Linked DNA regions of Homo sapiens: region 2 is linked to region 1. A link is a contact called in ENCODE Hi-C or POLR2A ChIA-PET data. All regions are on one chromosome and are shown on one strand. The core of a region is the stretch at or near the end of the contact, and the rest is flanking DNA. Distances in the headings are between cores, read along the strand shown. Region 1 overlaps SMG6 (SMG6 nonsense mediated mRNA decay factor). Region 2 overlaps SMG6 (SMG6 nonsense mediated mRNA decay factor).

Region 1 (6,128 bases), core at 1,895-4,394:
AGTAGCAGGAGCCAGATCATGAGGAGCCTAGTGGACTATGTCGAGGATTTTAGACCTGATTGTAAGAGCACACAGAAATAACTAAACACTTTCAAGAAGGCAGTGGCATGATCAGAAATGGATATTTGGAAGTTCATTCATTTGGGTTACTGTCTAAAATGAAAGGCCAGAAGAGGACCAGGAATAAATCTGAAAAGACCATTATGAACTTCTTTCCATAGTATATGGATTACTGAAATGGTGATAGCTTGAACTACGATGGCAGCAATGAGAAAGGAGAGAAGTGGATGGCTTCAAGTTACGATTAGGAGGTGGACTCAACAGTATCCACCTCCTAATACCAGGTGGTACTGACTGGATGTGGGGACAGAGGAAAGGAACATGTCAAGCACGACTCCAGTCGCTCACAGGAGAACTTCTCACACTCTAGACTCCAGCCATACTGAACTACTCGCAGTTCCTGAAGCCTCCATGCCTCATCCACATTTTCATGCCTCCAAGTAGAAATGCCTTTACGACATCTTTAAGCTGCAAAATGCGGCCTCGCCCCAGCCTTCCCTAACCATGACTGGATTAGGTGTTCCAACTGCATGCTCCCACGGCCTCTCATGCTTGCCTTTATCACAGTACTTACCACACGGAACTATAATGACACACCTATGTCTTCCTCACGTGACCAAGTGCTCTTTGAGGTTAAAAATCATTTTTGGTTATTTTAATTTCTCTATCCTCAATGCTTACTTCTTATCAATGTGTGTGTTCCAAGGAACAGAGAAAGCAAGCTAAGCTCTTGGGACCTACTGTGAGAGAAAAAAAAGAATATAGGAAGCTAACTTGGGCCTAAGAAAGCAGGTAAAAATGGCAGTGTGGTTTCCTGGATAGATAAATGAAAAGTTATGAAACTGCAGATTTCTTTTTCTTTTTTTTTTGAGACAAAGTCTGGCTTCTTTGCCCAGGCTGGAGTGCAGTGGCACGATCTCGGCTCACTGCAACCTCCGCCTCCCGGGTTCAAGCAACTCTCCTGCCTCAGCCTCCCGAGTAGCTGGGATTACAGGAGTGCGCTGCCACGCCCAGCTAATTTTTTTGCATTTTTAGTAGAGACAGGGTTTCACCATGTTGGCCAGGCTGGTCTCGAACTCCTGACCTTGTGATCTGCTCGCCTCGGCCTCCTAAAGTGCTGGGATTACAGGCGTAAGCCACCGCGTCAGGCCAGAAACTGCAGATTTCTTCGAGGGCTGGTAGCCTAAAATGAAAAGCTCAAACTCAAAGATTTAAATTTAAAGAAAATTAAGGGTAATAGTTACCCAAGGATGATGTACAAACTAAAAATATATAGTTTCATCAATAGTTTAGAAAACAAATTACCACGTTGTAGTCTACCTACAAGAATTTAAAGTTTTTACCAAAAATATATTCATCTATTATTTGTATAATTAGAAATAAAATGGGACAGACATGATACACCTCATGCCTGTAATCCCAGATCTTTGGGAGGCCACGGGAGGACTGCTTGAGGCCAGGAGTTTGAGACCAGCCTGCGCAACAGGGCAAGTCTCCATCGCTACAAAAAATTAGCTGGGTGTGGTGGCATGTGCCTGTAGTCCTAGCAACTCAGGAGGCTGAGGCAGGAAAATCACTGGAACTCAGGATTTCGATCGCATCACTGCACTCTGGCCTGAGCAACAGAGACCGACCCTGTTTTTGATTGTATTCATTTATTTTTTGGAAGGCAGAGTCTCACTCATCACTCAGGCTGCAGTGCAGTGGTGCAGCCTTGACGCTCTTGGGCTCATTCTTGACTTTTTTGAGACAGGGTCTTGCTCTGGCACCTACGCTGGATCATAGCTCATGACATCCTTGAACTCCTGGACTCAAGCAATCCTCCTGCCTCAGACTCCTGAGTAGCTAGAACTAGAGGCCCGCATCACCATGCCCAGCCAATTTTGAAAATTTTTTTACAGAGACAGAAGCCTCGTTTTGTTGACCAGGCTGGTACTGAATTCCTAGGCTCCAGCGAACCTCCTGCCTTGGCCTCCCAAAGTGCTGGGATTACAGATGGGAGCCACCACACCAGACCTTGACTCTTTCTTCTCCCTGAGCTCCCCACGTTCAACCAAGTCTTTTGGATTCTACTGTAATAATATGACTTGTGTCTGTTCACTTCTTCCCACCTCCAAAGCCATTTCTTGGTTCAAGTCTTTTTCATATCTCACTTGGAACTACCGCAGCACCCTCCTTGTCTCCTATTTCTAGTCTTACTCTTCTCCAAACATTTTACAAAGCGGCCAGGGTTTATTTCTGAAGAGCAGATGTTATTCCCCTATTTAAAGCATCCAATAGCTTCCTACTATTTTCAGGATAAAGGTCAAATAATTTATCATATGACCCTTCAACATCTAGCCCCAGCTTACACCACCCACTGGGTGAATTTTACCCTTAAGGCGCAACGAACCAGCCACTGCAGTTTTCCACCTACCGTGCTCTCTCTCCCCCAGCCAGCCTCAGCCCTTTGCATATGCTATTTCCTTTGCCTGGGAATCACTTTACCACCTCCCTTTCCTTCTCAAGCTAACTCCTACTTGTTCTTTATACTTCAATTGACCAATGGCTGCTTTGGTCCCATGGCTATGTGCTCTCATATACTGGGTGTGCACCCCAAAAACAGAAGTAATTACAATGTTAAGTCTCTTGCGTCCTCCACTAGAATGCACTGAGACAGCAAGAGATCTTGTTCACTGTTATCTTTAGTGACTGGCACACTGTCGATAATTACTTACTGAGTCAATGAAGAGGAGAAATCTTCTAAACAAGCCTGTGATTTTTCTACTGTCATTTCTCCTGGCTTAAAGGAAAAAGTCCCCGCCCAAGAGTTATAAGAGGATATCCCATAGAAAGCCCATCACAAATCAGACTAACTAACCTATCCATGCTACTTTAGTTCATTCTCGGAATATAAGGTCAACCAAGAGGAAAAGATAAGTACAAAATCCCACATAGAATCCTAAAGCATCATGTTGATGACGCTGAACAAAAAGCAGCAAAAAAAAAAAAAAAAAAAAAAAAATTCTAATCCTACTTTTACTAAATTCTGCAGTGACACATAGTGGTGAGAGAGGGAAGTACATAATAAAGATAAAGGAAGCGTACATGAGAAGGGAAAAGACCATCAGGGAGCCTCAAGTGGTTTGTCTTCCTTGCAATCAGTGGGAAGTATCTGTGCCTCACAGCTGTATGAACCAGGGCACCCAGGCTTACTGAGCTAGTTTGGCTCATTGCATCATTCTCAGGAACTTACATCACTGGGACTCAGGCTGCCCAGCCCATTCTCTTGCTCAGAATCCTTCCCAGACTCAGTGCCCTGGGAAGACCGTGGATGGGATGGATGAATCCAGATCTCCAGGCGAGTGGTGTCATCTCCAACATGCCGGAAAGTAGACTTCTTTCCTTTCCGCCACTGGTCAGGGCTCAGGTCAAATTCCTCATGTTGCTTCTTTTCCATCTGTTCTGCCTATATAACATACAAACACATTAGCTCATGGCCTGGTGTGGTGGCTCACGCCTGTAATCCCAGCACTTAGAGATGCGGAGGCAGGCGGATCACTTGAGGTCAGGAGTTTGAGACCAGCCTGACCAACATAGTGAAACCCTGTCTCTACTAAAAATACAAAATTAGCTGGGTGTGGTGGCGCATATCTGTAATCCTAGCTACTCGGGAGGCTGAGGCATGAGAATCACTTAAATCCGGGAGGCAGAGGTTGCAGTGAGCCAAGATCGCATCACTGCACTCCAGTCTGGGCAACAAGAGCGAAACTCTGTCTCAAAAACAAAAAACACACATGAGCTCAGACTTTCCTGAGACTCAGCTTACAAAGAGAAAAGCCTCACCTCACCGGTATTTATTTGACAATAAAAATACTGTACCACAGTCCCAAAGTAGCAGAGTGTCATCTGCTTTGTTTCATATAGTTATTAATTCTGTAGACTGAAGGCTGTAGAGCACGTACATGTACATCCAAGGGCCCCTGAAAGCTCTCCTGAAGATCACAGTTTTGTTCTGCACAGGGGCTGACCAACTACCCACCAGCACAGTCTGATGGGACCATTTAAGGACACTATGAGTCATTCCCCGAGGACACACAGACACTGAGCAATAACTGCACCTTGGATAAACCTCACTGGCTACGATCCTGCCGGTGCGCAGAGCTAGGGCACACCAACACTCAGGGAAATGCACTATTCGAGGAAGGAAGGGTTCTGCCACATCCCCACTCACCTTCCGCTTGGTCTCTTCAAACAAGCTCATGAGACTCTCCTTGGCAGTCAGGATAGGGTTGCTGGCAGCTAAACTGCGCATATAGTAATAGACAGCGTCAAGCTTCCTCCTCTGTGGAAAGAGGCCAGAGACATTCAGTCAACCAATTCTCGTCCTAACTCCAGCAAGAGGCAGCTGACTCAGGAAACCCTACTATCTCTCCCAGCCTGTCTCCCAAACTGAGAGGAATCCCAACAACAAAATCAGAAATGCTATCCACAGGAGAAGCCATTGCAATTACATCACAGATCTCTTCTTGCACAGTATTATATCTTACATGCAGAGGTGCTCCAAGAACCAAGTACTCATAAGGAGAGAAAGGAATAAACAGGCTCTTAAAATATAAACAGAAATTACATCTTGTTCTTAGAAAAAGCATGATGTTCAATTCACTTTATATTTCCTGTTCTTATCAGAGAGTCAGTATGCTATAATGAAATCACGAAATTACAAGCCAGACAGACCTTGGTCCAAATACTGGCTAATCCAGGAGTTGACTCGGAAACTTTGGACAAAAGACTCCAAGATTATTACATTATTATGTAATAATCTTCCTGAGTTCCTATATCCTCAACATTACAATGGGAGTAATAATACCCAATGGAGGAGTATCCTCAGGTTTACAAAGTGTTGTCCACTGTCTCACACTTAACTGTACTTAATCAATGATGTTGCCATTGTTATTGATAATTTTTTAAAATAAATAAGTAGCTGAGTTGAACATTTTATGGATATTATTCAAGAAATTCAGCAAGTCTATTTATAAGCAATTAATAGGGAAAAGAAGAAGTAAAGAAAAAGGAAGTGGGTCAGAAAGAAGGAAAAAGGAAAACATTGAAACAAAGGCAGAAAGAATATCCAAAAGGCTTTCTCACTTTTTCTCCAACTTCATGTACATTTTCAATGTTTTCCATAACTGTTTCAAAATACATTTAAAATGCTAGCTTCTCTCTCTCCCCAGCGTCTACCCATTCTTCAAAACTCCTATCTTATATTCACCTGGCATGGCTAGAGGTGCAGGTTCTAAGGTCAGTGCCTGAGTCTGAATTCGGTCTTGCATTTATTAGGTATGACACAGCACGTTAACCTAGAGAGGTTTCCTTATTTGCAAAATGGAAATGTTTACAACATATGGCTCCCAAAAAGATTAAAATTATATAATGCATATAGTTTAACAGAATATTTGGCACACCATTACAGTTACTTGGTAGCTATTTTTATTATTATTCCAATCCATACTAATTTCTATCTACACTACTCACCTGATTTGAGACTGTATTATATTAATTCTATAAAATATTTTTTCATATGAAAAAATTTCCAAAACAGAGATACAACTTACAATCGGTATCTATTGTTATGTCTTATTTTAATTTGCAGCATTTTTCTTAGTGGAACAGAAGATAATGGTGCATCTAACAATCAATTACATATTTATCAAGTCTAATTTGCATCACTGTCTATACAGCTCACTTGTTTTCTCAACACATTTTTTTTTTCAGGGAAGAAAGCAAGTCAATATTTTATCATTCCTGGCACCTAGAAAAGCACTACTGTACACGTGTTGTGTTCTCAATAAATACCTGAGATTCACTGATTGGAAGAGACAGAATGACTGACTGATTGGAATTGGCAGAAAAGTTGGGAAAATGTTGCTAACAGACAACTAAGATGAGACAGACAGAAAAAAGAGGGATAGAGGAAAAGAACTTGAAGAAAGTGCGAATCTAGGTCAGAGGTCTGTGAAAAAGAAAATTTAATTCAAATGACAAAAAGCCATTGAGGGAATTCAGCACAGTTGCAACATACAAGATCA
Region 2 (6,155 bases), core at 303-2,802, 160 kb before region 1:
TGCTGTATAATAAAATGTTGGAAAATCAATCACATCACTAAAAAAATAAAAAGACAATATCTGGAAGCAGTGGACCTAGTCAGATTAAAAAAAGAAAATCTGCATCAATCCCTGTTGCCGTCACTAAACAGCTGTCTCATTAGCTATTAAGGAAAACACAGTGTCAGAGGGCTGGTTTTGCCATGTAAAAGAAGTCTTCAGCTTGCTGTGTCCTAACACTGGATCGCATATAAATCCCCAAATTCTAAAGGCTAGAAAGGTTTAAAATGTAGATGCAGCTTCAATATCCAGGAGGCAGAACTAAGAACAAGAGATGTAAATCTAGCTCTGGCAGTGGGAAGCGGGGCGGGGGGCAATGGCGAAGCTAAGTTAGAAGCCGCGAGCCACTTAGCCTCTCCAGCTCCAGTAGTTCTGTGTCTGGACGTCGGCCCCATATACTGGCTTAAAACCTCAAGATACTAGAGGATCTCACCAGTGGGAGGTGCCAGAGCAGCTGAAACATGTCCCTGTAAACAATAAATGTTTATCTGGGCAGATAACCTGGCAGACAGCCTTATTCTCATCTTAGGCAACTCGAAACTCCACAACAGGAGACTGAGCACAGAGGGGCCCCTTCCTCTTTGCCACATGGGTAGGAAGCAGAGATGGAGGTGGTCCTGGCTCCTACCACATGAGGGGTGGCAGAAAGCCACTCTCTGTAAATGCCAGCTTCTTCCCTGCTGGATGATGGCCAGATTCCCTTAAACACAGAGGGTGGGGACAGAGAAGTCAAGTGAAGCAACGCTAGACAATGCTGCCGCATAACGCTGGCTGCTCCACCGCAGCCCTGAAGGTATGAGGAAACCCTGGCGTGTTGGCGGCTGCCTCAGGAACCGCGCTGGCTAAGGGCTTCCCCAGGCCTGGGTGGGAGGCTTGTCACTGACTCTGGCCACACACATAGGCTTGGTCGCCACCTCGGTCAGTGGCAAACAGCTGCTGAGAGGGGAGGGGAGGAGTAGACCCAGGGGTGCTGTGTGCTGCACAGCCAAATCTTCCACTTCTGGAGACTCCAAACGATATTCCTAAGAGCCATATGGCTTAAACCCCATGGAGGTACCAGGAAAAAGGCAGTACGACGGAAAGAGGCAGCTGGAAGGAAGGAATGGAAGTGTGTTAACGGCACAGAAACTCCTTTCATTGACAATTAACTGCAAACAATTTTATTACCAGTTCTGAAACCCCAATCCCTAACTGATGAATTAAATCTTGGCAATGGTTATTCCTCCCACCTATACACTTCTGCCCACACTCTTCTTGGAAGGAGAGAGGACAGGGAAGTGAAACCCACAGTATGCCAAAAGGGAAGTCGAGCTCTCATTCATAAGACTACTAAGCTCTCTCCCAGGGAAGAGAATGGAGATGGCACAACAAAGGCTCTTTGCTCTGAAATAGCACCGAAGTGAAGCCCGGCAGAGCCAGGGTGTGGATCTTGGATGGAGTGCAGAGGAGGAGTGTGTTTGTGTATATGTTTGTGCTCATCTGGTTTTTGTTGGGGGAAGGTGACAATTCATTCTTTTGATTTCATTCAAACTTAGAGCTGCTTTTATAATCACTTCCTGAAAACAGAGCAGGAAGAGAGTGCTATCTGCTCACCCCACCCTCCATTTAACACTGCCCCAGCAATCCAACTATGTGCTTTACACTGAGAGGCCAGCTTCTTGCCTTTGGCAGCACTGAAGGCCAGACATTACCAGCACTCCTGTGTACAGCTCAAGGCTCCACCCAAATCAGACTGCACACACTGAATCCAAGAGGAATATCATTCCAGAACAACAACCCAGGAGAGAGAGAGGAGAGCTGAGCAGGCTGGGTGGGACAGTTGGGGCACTTCTAACTTCTGACACCAGGACACCCAAGTGGTTGGCAGAGGCATTTTGGTAGTGCGGTGACAGATCAACTGTAGTGTGGGAAATCCCAAATGCTACAGTAAAGAAGTTATCTCTGTACAAAGAAAGGGGTGACAATAAGGGTGGGGTACAGGCCACAGGGCAGTAAGGTAGAGAAATCAGTTTTAGCGAACTGGCTAACTACTGGGTTAGTCCAATTCTGAATACACAAGTAATATTCTAGCCTCTTTTCAGGAGAGACTGATGTAGAGTAGTCATGGGCAGGCCAGGGAACAAAGTTCCATTTCTGGCCTAAAGTGGATTGGAGGGTTCCTCCGCAGAGAGTCGTAACAGAGTGTTTATATAAAACCCCACAAACCCACTGCTCCTGGCTGTCCAAGGCCAAAGGCATCTTCTTCCTGGAGAGCTGTGTCTCTTACCCTCTAGGCTCTAAGACTCCCTATTTTACTTAGTCAGGTTTCCTGTTTACTCTGAGACCTGTGATCTCCCCGGGGAGTCATTAGAGAGAAGCTGGGGAAGGGGCAGCAGGGAGACGGAACAGTACTAAGGACACAGGTCTTCCGCATCCTACCATTACTTCTTACATGGCAGAAAAACGAATGGACACTGAAAGGGGGTTTCCTGGTTTAATTAATTATTTACAGCGTTTATTCTTTATTTTTTGTTTCTAACGTGCAGGCATCTCTTAGACTGCTGACCCTCAAGGAAAATGCAATTGGGAGCACAACCATGATTGGCACCGAAAGGCATTTTTTGTTGCTGTTCCCATGAGAACCCCATCAGAATGATGAACAAGGTACATACGCTGCTATAAAATAATCAGCATCTCCATTTGGAGAAGGAATTTCTTTTAAAAACACCTCATTTGGGGCACTATGGTCTCTTCTTCTATGGAAATAGGAAGAGGCAGAAGGAGTTCCATTCCTGCCAGAGCAGAGTCTACTTTTTGCTAATTTTTTGGAAAACAAGAGGTTCTCTTTGGCTCTGGAGAAAAACAGACATTTCCAAAGGGAAAATAGAGAAGGAGACAGGGTCTGATGTGGCAAGACTTGTAGCCCTCTCATATCTCCGAGACAGAGATAACCTGGAGGGACCGAAACCCCCTATTTATTCACCCTTCTAACCATGCATTCCATACAATCCAGACATCCTGAGACCAATGATGATTCAGATACTACAAGGCCTCTGAAGACGTCACTACGATCCTACGATTTAGGAAGAAAAGAAAATCTGAGGATAATTCTCTTGGGCTTGCTGGCCAATAGGATGATGATTAGCTACAATATGGCCAAACAAATTTAAATTTCCTAAAATTGAATATAATTAAAAACGGAGTTCCAATAAATGGAAAAACATTCTATGTTCATGAATTGGAAGACTTAATATTGTTAAGCTGACTACAGTAACCAAAGCAATCTACAGATTCAATGCAGTTCCTATCAAAATCCCAATGGCATTTTCCACAGATCCATAAAAACATCTTAAAATTCATATGGAATCTAGCTGGATGCAATGGCTCATGCCAGTAGTCCCAGCACTCTGGGAGGCCAAAGCGGGCAGATTGCTTGAGGTCAGGAGTTGGAGACCAGCCTGGTCAACATGGCAAAACACCGTCTATACTAAAAATACAAAAATCAGCTGGGTGTGGTGGCGCATGCCTGTAATCCCAGGTACTTGGGAGGCTGAGGCACAAGAATCGCTTGAACCTGAGAGGCAGAGGTTGCAGTGAGCTGACATTGTGCCACTGCACTCCAGCCTGGGAGATGGAGTGAGAACCCATCTCAAAAAAAAAAAAAAAAAAATCATATGGAATCTTAAGGGACCCCATACAGCCAAATTAATCGTGAAAAAGAACAAAAGTTAAAGGGCTCATGCTTCTGGATTTCAAAACTTACTGCAAAACTATACTAATCAAAACGGTGTGGTACTGGCATAGAATAGAACAGAAAACCTAGAAGTAAACTCTCACAAATACAGGGTCAACTGACTTTTGACAAGGGTGTCAAGACCAATTCCAATCTTATGGAAGGAATAGTCTTTTCAATAAAAAGAGCTTAAAAAAACCTGGATATTCACATGCAAAAGAATGAAGCTGAACCCTTACCTAAGACCATATACAAAAACAAATTCAAAATGGATCAAAGACCTAAAAAGAGCTAAAACTAGAAAACTCTTAGAAGAAAGCATAAGGGAAAATCTTTATGACACTGGATTTGGCAATGATTTCTTGGATATGACATCAAAAGCATAGGAAACAAAAGAAAAAAATAAGCAGACCAGACACAGTGCCTCATATTTGTAATCCCAGCACTTTGGGAGGCTGAGGCAGGCAGATCACTTGAGGTCAGGAGTTGAGACCAGACTGGCCAACATGGTGAAACCCCATCTCTACTAAAAATACAAAAACTAGCCAGGTGGGCCCCTGTAATCTCAGCTATTTGAAAGGCGGGGCACAAGAATCACTTGAACCCGGGAGGTGGAGGTTGCAGTGAGCCAAGATCAAGCCACTGCACTCTGGCCTGGGCAACAGAGTGAGGCTCAGTTTCAAAAAAAAAAAAAAAAAAGCAAACTGGACTTTATCAAAATTAAACACTTTTGTGCATCAAAGGTGGAAACTCACACCAGTAATCTCAGCACTTTGGGAGGCTATGGTGGGACGATCACTCGAGGCTGAGGAGTTCAAGAGAAGCTTTGACAACATGGGGAGACCCTATTTCTACACACACACGCACACACATGCACACAGACACAAACATACATGCACACATGCGCACACATGCACACACACACATATACGCGTGAACACACGCGTGCATATAATTAGCTGGGTGTGGTGGTACGTGCTTGTGGTCCCAGCTACTTAGGAAGCTGAGGTGGGAGGATCCCTTGGGCTTGGGAGTTCGAGGCTGCAGTGAGCCGTAATGGTGACACTGCACTCCAGCCTGGGCAACACAGAGAGACCTTGTCTCAAAAAAAAAAAAAAAAAAAAAAAGACAAATATTGCATGATTCTACTTATATGAGATACTTACAATAGGGAAATGCATAGAGCTAGAAAGTAGAAGTTGCCAGGGGAAGGGGGAATGAGGAGTTACTGTGTAATGGTTACGGCGTTTGGAATGATGAAGAGTTCTGGAAATGGATAGTAGTGATGGTCGCACAACACTGTGAATGTACTTAATGCCACTGAGTTGTACACTTAAGAAATGGTTGAAATGGTAAATCCTTTTCCCCCCCTCTTTAAATAGACACTTTATTAGATCCACAGGTGATAAAATCCCAGAGCTACTGTTAGGCACGTAAATATAGACCCTGCTAAATATTTAATATTATCAAGCTTGTATGACTCAAGCATGGTTTTGGGGCCAGCATCCTCAGTTTCTATCTTCCTATCTCTCTGGGTGACGGCCCAATCTTGCTGGGCATGCAATGTCACTATTTCTGTTCTCAATTCCAGCAGCTTCCTTTCATTCAACGAATACAATTCTTTTACTCTGCTCTTTTCTAGGTTGAAGTCTAATTTAGTATCTGTTCGGACTTTAATCACTTCATCCATTACTTGTTTTAACTGATGTAGTTTGAGTTTTATTTTCTCACGTTCTGCTCTGAGGGCTGAAAATTCACTCTTCTCCAAAGTAATCATATCGTTTTTCACATTCACAGTCTGAGACATTATTTGCTGAAGAGCGATCTCCTGCTTCATCTTGGTGGCCATATCTTTGTAGACGATGTCCACGTTGGCCTCCAGTACCTGGACCAATGCAGACACAATGATTTCTGCTTGCTGAGTAGCAAACCCATGGTCTTCCAGAAAGCACACTAAGGAACGAGTGTCAAAGGAGAGCTTCCTACTCCCAGAAGAGCTGAAATCTCTCCTGTGCTCCAGCTGCAGGTATCCAGCAGACTCCTGCAGGAAGTGAGTATAGGCACCATGCTGAAGCATGGGTGAAGGGCGCTGGCAGCAGCAGCGATGCCCAGGGCAAGGCCCCACAGGCACATCCACGCGCCGCTTTGTCCAGCCAGTGGGGCGGCATACCCAAGGCACGAGTGCTCCCAGTCCCCAGGCTGCCGGCACGGAGCAGCGGCGGTCAAGTGCAGGGAGGGCACGAAATGGTAAATTTTATGTTGTGTATATTTTACCACAATTAAAAAAAATCATTTCTTCAGGTAGACCAGCCGCATTTCATGTGTTCAACAGCTACATGCGGCCAGTAGTTACCATACTAGACGGTGTCAAGTAGAACACTTTCCCCACTGCAGAAAGTGGTAC

What was found. Hi-C counts contacts between places; a loop is a spot of excess contacts on that map. ChIA-PET counts read pairs that join two places held with the same protein, here RNA polymerase II (POLR2A). Pooled maps may share reads with other maps.
Region 2: a pooled map shows a loop between it and region 1 (2.3-fold over the local background). The contact joins two enhancer-like sites. A Hi-C loop is called at or near these places in 2 of 50 pooled maps. POLR2A ChIA-PET finds 5 or more read pairs at or near these places in 4 of 52 experiments (CD4-positive, alpha-beta memory T cell, CD8-positive, alpha-beta memory T cell, WTC11 and 1 more).

What each region holds. Positions count from the first base shown.
Region 1 is chr17:2,279,352-2,285,479 of GRCh38, forward strand. SMG6 (SMG6 nonsense mediated mRNA decay factor) reads right to left here. Exons shown (of 19, transcript NM_017575.5): 7 at 4,274-4,384; 8 at 3,296-3,508. Among named protein-coding and RNA genes, the nearest start is that of SMG6, 21 kb to the right of the region's middle. Within about 2 kb of position 3,145, at least 2 of the 41 ENCODE cell types and tissues checked have a DNase peak (open chromatin) inside an H3K27ac peak, as active enhancers do.
Region 2 is chr17:2,122,284-2,128,438 of GRCh38, forward strand. The region is part of intron 13 of SMG6 (SMG6 nonsense mediated mRNA decay factor); the gene reads right to left. It also overlaps the pseudogene MCUR1P1. Among named protein-coding and RNA genes, the nearest start is that of SMG6-AS1, 36 kb to the left of the region's middle. RefSeq lists enhancers at 356-415, 1,621-1,670. Within about 2 kb of position 1,553, at least 31 of the 41 ENCODE cell types and tissues checked have a DNase peak (open chromatin) inside an H3K27ac peak, as active enhancers do.